Linked DNA regions of Homo sapiens: region 2 is linked to region 1. Evidence: read pairs that join two places in POLR2A ChIA-PET (ENCODE). Cell type or tissue: PC-9. All regions are shown on one strand. Region 1 overlaps IKZF2 (IKAROS family zinc finger 2). Region 2 overlaps LOC102725082 (a long non-coding RNA gene).

What was found. Peaks named below come from ENCODE experiments on the same cell type or tissue, not always from the same donor. Only the 100,000 strongest peaks of a DNase experiment are listed, where the experiment ranks them.
Region 2: POLR2A ChIA-PET joins it to region 1 with 6 read pairs; 2 of 35 experiments call an interaction of 5 or more read pairs at or near these places.

The regions. Positions count from the first base shown.
Region 1 is chr2:213,018,353-213,023,352 of GRCh38, reverse strand. IKZF2 (IKAROS family zinc finger 2) reads left to right here. Exons shown (of 9, transcript NM_001387220.1): 7 at 1,223-1,360. Among named protein-coding and RNA genes, the nearest start is that of MIR4776-2, 95 kb to the right of the region's middle. In PC-9, no CTCF peak of the experiment used is centred here; no DNase peak of the experiment used is centred here.
Region 2 is chr2:212,954,215-212,959,214 of GRCh38, reverse strand. All of the region lies in intron 2 of LOC102725082 (a long non-coding RNA gene), which reads left to right. Among named protein-coding and RNA genes, the nearest start is that of MIR4776-2, 30 kb to the right of the region's middle. In PC-9, no CTCF peak of the experiment used is centred here; DNase peaks (open chromatin) are centred at 34 and 2,384; H3K4me3 peaks cover 1,160 bases; H3K27ac peaks cover 3,462 bases.

The DNA of each region.
Region 1 (5,000 bases):
CTAAAGGTTTGGTGTAGCTTTCTTTTTCATCAGTACAGTGAAACTTTCAGGCAGCCATGAATACCTTGCCTTGTTATAGTATTTCAGTTCCTCTTGTGACCAGTGTCATAGCATGGGTTTATAAGTTAACTGGAGTTAGGGATGCTATCTTTGGTCATGAAAAAGAGTTGTCTGTTATTCTCTGAGCAAAACTAAATAATTCCTCTGGGAGTCAAATAGAGACACGGGCCTGGATCACACGGTGCTTTACTATTGAGGGCTTTGGCACAGACCACCTGGGGTTTTATGTTGTTCTGTATTCATTCAAAACCAAGAGTCAAAGTGCTCTGTGATGTCCTTATGAAGAGTCATGCATTAAAACATGCTTCTTTCCATAGAGATTATATTTTTCTTCTTTGTTTTTTAAGGTTTTTTTTAACTGAACATCTTAGTATTTTAACAGATGTATTGAGATAATGACACTGAGATAATGGCTCCCTAGCTATTAGGGAATAATTCATTTCCTTAATGTGAGATGTTTTGGAAAATATTACTGTCATTTTGTAACTACATATTGTGTAATAATCCTGACTCAAAGCACCTAGTAGGTTAATTCTTGGTATTATAAAAGCTGATGAGGGAGAATATACTTACCTGCCACAAAATTTTGCATGTGTGAATAGTTGTTACCAAGGTGAAAGGAAAGGAAACTCTACTTTCATCTGTACTTTTTCTCACCACTTGAGTTCTTTTTAATCTTCTTGGTACCCAAGAATAATCTCTTTATTAAACTGTGACATTTCAAGTTGTTGCATTTTAAGTTTTCTTCTGTAAAATTCTCTGCCCTTACCCGAAAAGAAAACAAACAAAAAAAAACCACAACTCTTGATGTATCTAGGATACTCCTGATTTGTCTTGAATGAGTCAAAGCTGAGAGTCAGTGTATTAAGAGTGAGATAATTTGAAGACTGATCACCAGGCCCTCAAGGTCTAGAATACAGTCAGAGCAAGAATTTGATTCAGTATTTCCCCTGTTGCCAGAGGTACGATCCACCTGTCTTCTTGTCTTTGTCTTGGTAGAAATGTATTATCTTTTCTTACCAAAATTGGAATGTAAAGGAGGAAGAGATTTAAGTCTGAAAATTATATGAGTGCTTCCTCCAGACTATCAAAAGTTAGCTATTGATTTTGCTTTGAATGTTGATGAGACTAACAGCACACTGACCTTGAGTTCTCTTCACAGTGGGTAAACCTCACAAGTGCAACTACTGTGGACGAAGCTACAAGCAGCGCAGTTCACTGGAGGAGCACAAGGAACGCTGCCACAACTATCTCCAGAATGTCAGCATGGAGGCTGCTGGGCAGGTCATGAGTCACCATGGTGGGTAGAAACTGGATTCATCATTTTTATTTCCCCCTACTGCTTTTGTAGTTCAACATGAAGATAAAATCTTATGCTGTTTAAAACTATTTTAGATCACTTTAACTTAAATGAGTTGAGCTTTGGGATACATTGCAAATAATCTGTATTGAAATTTTGCAATACTCCCAAATTATTTCTGATAATGTTTGAATTAGCATAATAATGACAACCAACCTTTCATATACCAAAGGAAGGTACTATTTACTCTTCTTTTTCATTTTTCTAACCAGATAGTTAGAGCTGATTCCACATTAGTCTGTAGGCTGCCTAAAAGAATGAATTGGTTATTTGAATATTTTCATCTCAGGTAAGTGATCAGTCATATAATTTGAAATTTCTCCAATCGGCCCTTTAATTTTTATGAGAAATTACTGATTTTGCTTTCTACAATGTGCAAAACAATCTAGACCAACATTAGACACCATCTCTCTCCACAAAAAACATTCTCCAAGCAAAACATCCTGATCTCTAAATACACTACGGCAGGTAGGAAGGCAATCCCTAAGGTTTATCAATGAATAATTCTCTGTTCCTGAAAAGTTAATTTTAATAATCAGCCTTATATAGGAAAATAATGAATTTCAGTTCTTAAGATTTGTAATGTCTATCTTGTCTTACTAATTAGATTTGTCTACTGATAAGTTTTATTTATACAAAGACAAAAATCTCAACTTATTAGTACATGTATATCTTTTATTTATTTTTTTAAATTATTTTTTATTTTATTTTATTTTTTTTGAGATGGACTCTCACTTTGCCACCCAGGCTGGAGTGCAGTGGCACGATCTCAGCTCACCACAACCTCTGCCTCCCCGGTTCAAGCGATTCTCCTGCTTCAGCCTGCCAAGTAACTGGGATTACAGGCATGTACCACCAGGCCTGGCTAGTTTTTGTATTTTTAGTAGAGACGGGGTTTCGCCATGTTGGCCAGGCTGGTCTCAAACTCCTGACCTCAGGTGAGCTGCCCGCCTTGCCTTCCCAAAGTTCTGGGATTACAGGTGTGAACCATTGCACCTGGCCACTTGTATATCTTTTATTTAAAAAAGGTTTGCCCAGTATTAAATGGTATAGTTGGGGATTGCGACAGTCACTTTTAAAATATAAATATCTATGTATTGGCTTATACATAGCCAGGTCAAGGATTATTTCTGGGGTTTTCTGTTTGTTTTATAGAGTATATACTATGGAACTGTGTTTGTTGGACAGCTAGTGATTATGTGTTGTTGAGTTGGGAATTTTTTTAATTTAAAATTTTCTTGTTATCCTGAACAACTGAAGCATTTCCTTCTAGTTTCTATAATCTAAAGAATCTAATTCTATTGATTTGTGATCAAGTCCATTTATTTTTATATTATCATCATTAACATTTTTTACAAACCTATCTGTGTATCAAGTCTTGGTAAATTTGATATTTCAAGCTTGCATTACCTGGGCTGATGATGATAGCATAGGATCTGGAACATAGAGATTACAAAATGGTGCGTCTCGGAGTCTGCCAAACCTGCTCTGGCTACTTCGTGTCTGGGTGTGTCACTCATAGGCTGGGTTTGAGGATTAAATGTGACTGGATATGTAATAAATGCCCAATAAATGGTTTGCTTTACTGTTAACATTTGAGAACATTAAATAACTGAATAACAGTAAATGTGCTATTCCCTATAAATTTGTTATTTACCAGCAGTAACTTAAGCATTAGAAGTTTCATTTGCTGACCAAATACACTGTTACTATTTAAATTGATGGATTTAAGGGTAAATTGAGGCTGGAAGCTGATGGAAGCTTGGGGGAATACCAAATCTTCCCCAAAACACCTTATGGCATTGCTACTAGTTTTTCTATATTATATTCTCCCATTGCAGTTCTGACATTTGATGGCGTTATGCATTTCCAACTTTATTTATTATTTTTGCATTCCTAGTTATTTATGGAATTCTGTATTGCATACATACTCCTAAAAGACTATATGGTAATAGGGAGGTAAAATGTAAATAAATTATTATAATCAACATTGAATTATCTGTTGGCAGATTGAACTTTTAGAGAATCAAATGCTAACGAAAAATTTAAACAAGTATATTTTGAGAGAAGCAAAGATATGTCCCCTAAACAACTGGGGCCTCAGTCTTACCCCCTATTCCCCAGATTGCTTAGCCCTCCGTAGGCACAGGCCCTTTACAGGTGGTGCTGAAGCTGGAACCAAGTGGGGGAAAGTGGGAAAGGGGTAGGGGCACTGGGTAGGTAGAGCAGAGGGTAAAACCAAAGAGGAGAAGGGATTGAGGGTAGCTTCTGATACCATTTATAGAAACAAATATTCTTAAATACTGGATATCATTTTAACCACATAAGTTTACATTCATGCCATTTCATACCATACTTTTTCTGGGTTTGTTATAACAATAATTTGAGATTATCCTTAATCTCCTCTATCTGTTGTTAACATGCCTAATGGGAAATTGGCCATACGAGGTAGGAGTTGATAAATACTGTAAGAGAAAAACATGGTTCTGTAAAATGCTGCTAGAGTTCATCATTAACATACGTCTCATATAAATAGCTTGGCATATGTCTCTTTTTAAACAGAACCATGATGAAACTTATATCTATTCCCTTCTCTTGCTGTATGTTATTTATTTGTTTTCCTTTTTTGTGGTAGATATGAGAGTTGCTGTCATTTTGGTTGCCATTAGCTCCATGAAATGATTTAACTATTACTTGTTTTTAAAAAATATCTGACATAGTTATATTTCCTAGTCTTTCTTTTCTAAAACATGTTTTTCCCTGTGTTGTTCTTCTAGTATGGAATTTTTTAAAGGAAAAGAGGCATTTTCACTTTACTCAGAAAACATTTATCAAGAGCTTACTATGTGCCAAGTTATATAGAACATTCTGGGGTATAAAAATAAATGGACCCAGTCTTTTAATACACTTACTTTATAGTCTGGTAGGAAATACATACTTTAAAAAAATAAAATAAAATGAAACAAAAGCTCTAATAAGGATGCATACACAGTTCTCTGGGAACATAGATGTAGAATTAACCTAACTCTGGAAAAGTCAAGAGAGGCTTCTTACATGCAGGAGTGTTCAATCCAAACATGAGGGATGAGTAAAAATTGCATATATCAGGCAGGATACAGAGAATGTATATTCAAGGAGAAAAAGAGGCTTGGAGATATAAAAGATAATTAACAGCTTCCCTGATGTTGAGTGTAACTGCAGTTTAAGGAGTGGTAGGAAATGAAGCTTCTGAATTAGTAGGTTGTGATGCAAAGACAGAGTCTTCTCTGCTAAGCTAGTGTTTGAATTTCATTGTGTAACTGATGGGGGGCCACTAGGGTAACCAAATTTGTTATTAATGAGGTAATCAAATCAAGAAAAATGTCTCCAATGAGGATACATGATAAATGCCTACCTGGGGCAGGGGGTATGGTGTGAGGAGAGACTGGAAATGACAATGCCAAAAAGAAAAAGATGAAGAGGCAACTGCAGAAGAGAACAAGGTGAAATATTGAAGACATATTTAGGAGGTAGAATAAAATGGTCTTAGAAAAGTTGATTGAGTTTGAGGAAAAAGGAGGAATATCATGACTCATAGTTT
Region 2 (5,000 bases), 64 kb after region 1:
ATTTCCTCATTCTGATAAAGGGTAGTAAAGAGAACATCTATTCCCAGATGACTCATTGGTTTTTAGCTTTCTTTGTCCCTCCCATGTCTGACCGGCTTTATTCAGGACAAAGTTGGGGAATCAGCTGTAAGGAATTGCCTGGTGCAACTTAGTTCAAAGAAGGAAAGATGTGTGCTCACACACGCACACAAATAAGTGGGAGCTGCTTCGTTCCCTCAGAGTCACAGTCTTATGATTTCCTTTGTGCTTTAATCAGGACCATAAGTAGGGCATGTGACTAGGACAAGGAGGTTACCGTTTGAAGGTGGTAATGGAATAGGGTTACATTTGTTCCATTTCCTATGCTCTTTACATTCACGAGATCATTATCATGAAAACGGATTTGTGCTGTGCCATTTCCTGTTCTTGTTACAATCTTTATCATGACAAGAAGGTACTAGGTTTTAACGCCTGGTGTTACATTTAACTGTTTTTAATAACTGCTATGTAGTATGACTTTTCTTCCCATATTGTGTTGTCTGCACAAAAAGTAAAGGTGATGCAGTCCAGGAATTTGAGTGTTGGTTTACTGAGTGTCTTGAGGCTCTGAAATATCAGGGTAGGGGACACATCTTCTTCTTTCGATATCCCAACCTAACCAACAGAACTTTCACAAGAGGCTCTGACTTGCTACTGCATCTTCCACGTAGATTTCAGATGCCCACTTTTCTTATCCCTGACTCTTTATAGTCCAAATGACACTTCTAGTGACAGTCAGATTGTATAACTTAAGGGGCAAGGCAGTACAGTTTCCAATTATCATCAAAGAATTTCCCCAGCATTACCATGCTGAGACTTCAGGCTGTTGATACGGATTAGATCAAAAATAGAACATGGTATAATAAGAACCTTTGCTTCCTGGCATGGGCTAGAATCAGAATAGCTAATGGTACAACACTTTCAAGCTCTCCTTTCTTTAAAAGTAGGTTTAGTCCTTGTGAAAGCTGCTGAGTTGACAGCTCAGGATACTATGGATAGAAAAATGATAAGCTTTCCCTCCCTGCTTTTCCCAATATACCTTCGGCCTGCCCTGGAGGGAATGTCTCAAGAAGAGAAAGGTTAGTTCTTTTTCCAGGTACTTTTAATCTTTGAATTTGGGAGTAGGAGGATTATCCAAGCTGATTATAAAGAATGTTTCAAGATGGGGCTATGTTTCTCCTAAGAACAAAGCTAAAATTGACAGATCATTTCATTCAGGCAACTACAAAACCACCCAGCTAGAATCAGTTTTGAAATCATGTGTGTCTTCTCATAAGGGACCTCCAGAGCTCTCCAAGTGAGTTTTGCAATGGCTTGTGTGTGGTTGAAGTTTTAAGAACTCAACCTTTTGAGGAAGATAGGGTACAGCATTTGCTTCATAGCTAGTGCTAATGAAGAACCAGTCATTGCTAATGCTGACCCACCTGCATTTCTTCATAGCCACCAAGCTCAGAGCAATGGAGCTGACTAGGAGGAACTAAAGACTTCAGTGATAGGTTGGGGTTGGCAGGGTAGACAAAGTCTCCCAAAACTTGGTGGAATAGAGCTGAGAATTCCACCCCTTCCTTACACAAGCCTTATTCATAAACTTTGGGGTGGGGATCCATTGATGCATTTCAGGGGAGTTATGAAATTCCTGAAATTCTATATAAATTTCATTGTAAGCTAATGAACTATTTTTTTTCTCTCCTGAGGGTGTGCCTTCCTAGCTTTTATCTAATTTTCAAGGAGCTCTATGACGTCCCACTTTTTAAGAGCCACTGCTTTAGATAGTCAAGTCTCTTTCCTCCAGTCCTGGGACCAATTGTCACCCGACCCACTCAGAAGACACTTAGAGAAAAAAAGGCGTTAGATTACTGATAACACTTAAGTTGATTTCTCATTTCCAAAAACTTGACTCCCTCTCATTCAGGCTGTTTTCTTATTTGCTAAATATATTTTTATCTTTGACTTTGAACTTTTTGAAATGACATGTGTATAATGTATTTGATGTCTAGAATAACATCTTATAAAGCAAACTCTTTGACTACATGCATAATCGTGGCTTGTTCATCTGCCAGCACCACCCACCATAAGGAAAGGAAGGGTTCCCTTAATAAGTACTACCTTTTTAAGAAAGTGAAACTAAGAAAAATTTCACCCAACTTATAAAGGATAAAAATCCATTTTTAAATATAGCAATTCTCCTCTCAGAAATAATCTTGAGTGCCAATAAAAACATAACCACATTGCTTGCTCTTATTTAAAAAAAAAAATAGAAAAGAAGCTAAAGAGAACAGCTCCTCCTTTTCCACCGAATATTGTTCTGGGGAGTTCATAAGGTCAGGAACTTGACACTGGTTTCGGGTGGAAGCCAGTCAAGCAGGATTTCTTTGCCCTCTGGACAAATGGTTGGCCTACTTCAGGAATTTTGAGTAATTATTGCTGCTCTCTTCAGCCAGGAGAAATGTACTTTTCACAAAGAGAAGAGCTTGTGGCATTAACTTAATCCCACTGCCTGAGTGCACAAAATCAGTTTTGCTCTGCAGAATTATAGTTCCTAATTTATGAATATGAGAATTATTTCATCTCACCCCTTGGGTCTTTGTGAAAATGAAGCACTCATGGTGTTGCCTAGAGCATGATGTGATGCCCAGCATCATGTACTTCCTGGAGGATATCACTTCATAAATGCAAGGTACTAAGAGGAGCAGATTGCTGTTCCTGGTATGTCCAATGCTGTTTTTCACTAAGAAGTATAGAGGCAGCAGTTTTGTGCCTTCAACCATGCCAGTCAAGAATTTTGAATTTTCACTCTTTCCCATTAGAATTACTCCTAATCATTCCCATAAAGACACATTTGCAGTAGCTGAACTCTGGAGCATCACAGTCAGACATTTGCAATGAGATTATTATGGTATTGTTTTGAAACAAGTAGTTGTATAAACTAAGTGTTTCTATGATCAAGTTCTTGAACAAAATTATCATCTAAATTAATTTGAAGAGGACACGGTTTTGGCAACCACTGGCCACAATTGCCGGTAGCCCTATTTTCATCAGAAAAGCAAAGGTCTCTTCATATTTAACTCCCTCTTAATATCCCTTGGTGGTTTCTATTGTTTTGGAATCATTCTCTACCATACATAACAAGTCCTATGAACCATATGGGATTACCTGTCCAAATTCCCAGGGAACAGGGTAGCTGTGAGTATTTTTGTATGCCCCTATAGCATTGCCATAATGCCACCTCAGATTACTAGAGTAATCCTCACCAAAAACCCTCCAGGCAACTAACATGTCAGGAATTATTCTACTTATAATAGGAGGCCCATTAACACTGAAAAATAATATATTATTTTTTCACATGCACACAAATATATTGATTCAAATGTGTGTACATTTTGATCTAGTATTAACAATCTTGCCTATGTTTTTTTGGTAATCTGAGAGTTTTTGTATTTTTTTTAATTTGAGAGAGGGAGTATTGTGTATTTTTTTTTTTTGAATTACAATCAATCCATAGCATTTAGTTGGTCTTTCAGCCCAAGTGAAACAAACACAACACCAATTCCTAACTTTTACGCAGCCTATGCAAATGACCTTCTATCCAATTAAGCAGGCAGCAAGCCTAGTATTTTAAGTAGAGGTAGTTTCTCAATACTTTTTGACCCATGTTTGTGGATTGCTTTAATGTCATTTCACTACTAAAAAAGAGTTTCTAGATTAAAAAATAGTTTATAGTTTAATTCTGTGATATTACACAATTTGGCTTGGTGTCTAGTCACTCAAGCTTTTCACTTGTATTTTTAAATTACCATTTTAGGGACACAGTAAGAAAAAACAGCTTTAATGGCATTTAGTTATTTTGAGCTCATTAGATATAATTAAAAGTCTACAAGGAAGCTTTTCAAGTCAGTACCCAATTATGGGATTTAGCTAAACTTTTGAAATATGACAGTTAAGTTTGTGGGCATGCTGTACGTCAGAATTTTGCTTCTTATACCCTATTTGGGCCATGTGAATTCAGACAGGCCCAAACTGAGGAATCCCAATTTATGAACCTTCACTTTGTTTGCTCAAACTTGAGTGTCCAGATTTTTTAAACAGCTTATCATAGAAGAAGATTTAACAATGAGATCTGTTCTCTTAACAAATTTTAAAGTGTTCAATACAGTATTGTTAACTACGGGCACAATGTTGTACAGCAGATCTCTAGAGCTTCATCTTTCATAACAAACCTTATACCAACTAAACTTTCCATTTCTCCCTCTCCCCAGCCCCTGGCAATCACCATTCTACTCTCTTCTTCAATGGTTTTGACTATTTTCAATACCTCATATAAGTAGAATTATACAGTATTAGTTCTTCTGTGATTGGCTTATTTTACTTAGCATAATGTCCTCAGAGTTCACCTATGTCATGACATATGGCAGGATTTTCTTTTTTCAAGGCTAAGTAATATTCCATTGTATGTATATACCACAATATCTTTATTCCTTCATCCTTTGATGGACATTAAGAGTTTTTCCATATCTTGGTTATTGTGAATAATGCTAGAGTGAACATGGGAGTGTGAATATCTCTTTGAGATCTTGATTTTAATTCTTTTGGATAAATACCTAGAGTAGGATTGCTGGATTATATGGTAGTTTTGTTTTTAATTTTTTCAGGAATCTCCATACTGTTTTCTATAGTGGCTGTACTATTTTACATTCCCACCAAGAGTATAATAGATGAGGGTTCCAATTTCTCCACATCTTTGTCAATATTTTTAATAACACCCACCCTAACAGGTATGAAGTGATATTTTATTGTGGTTTTGATTTGCATTTCCCTGACGATTAGCAATGTTGAGCACTTTTTCATATACCTGTTGGCCATTTGTATGTCTTTATGGAATTTATAGAATAGACATTTAAAGAAATGTCTATTCAAGTCCTTTGCCCATTTTTAAAATCAGGTTATTTGGTTTTCTGTTTGTTTTGTTTTTGCTACTGAATTAT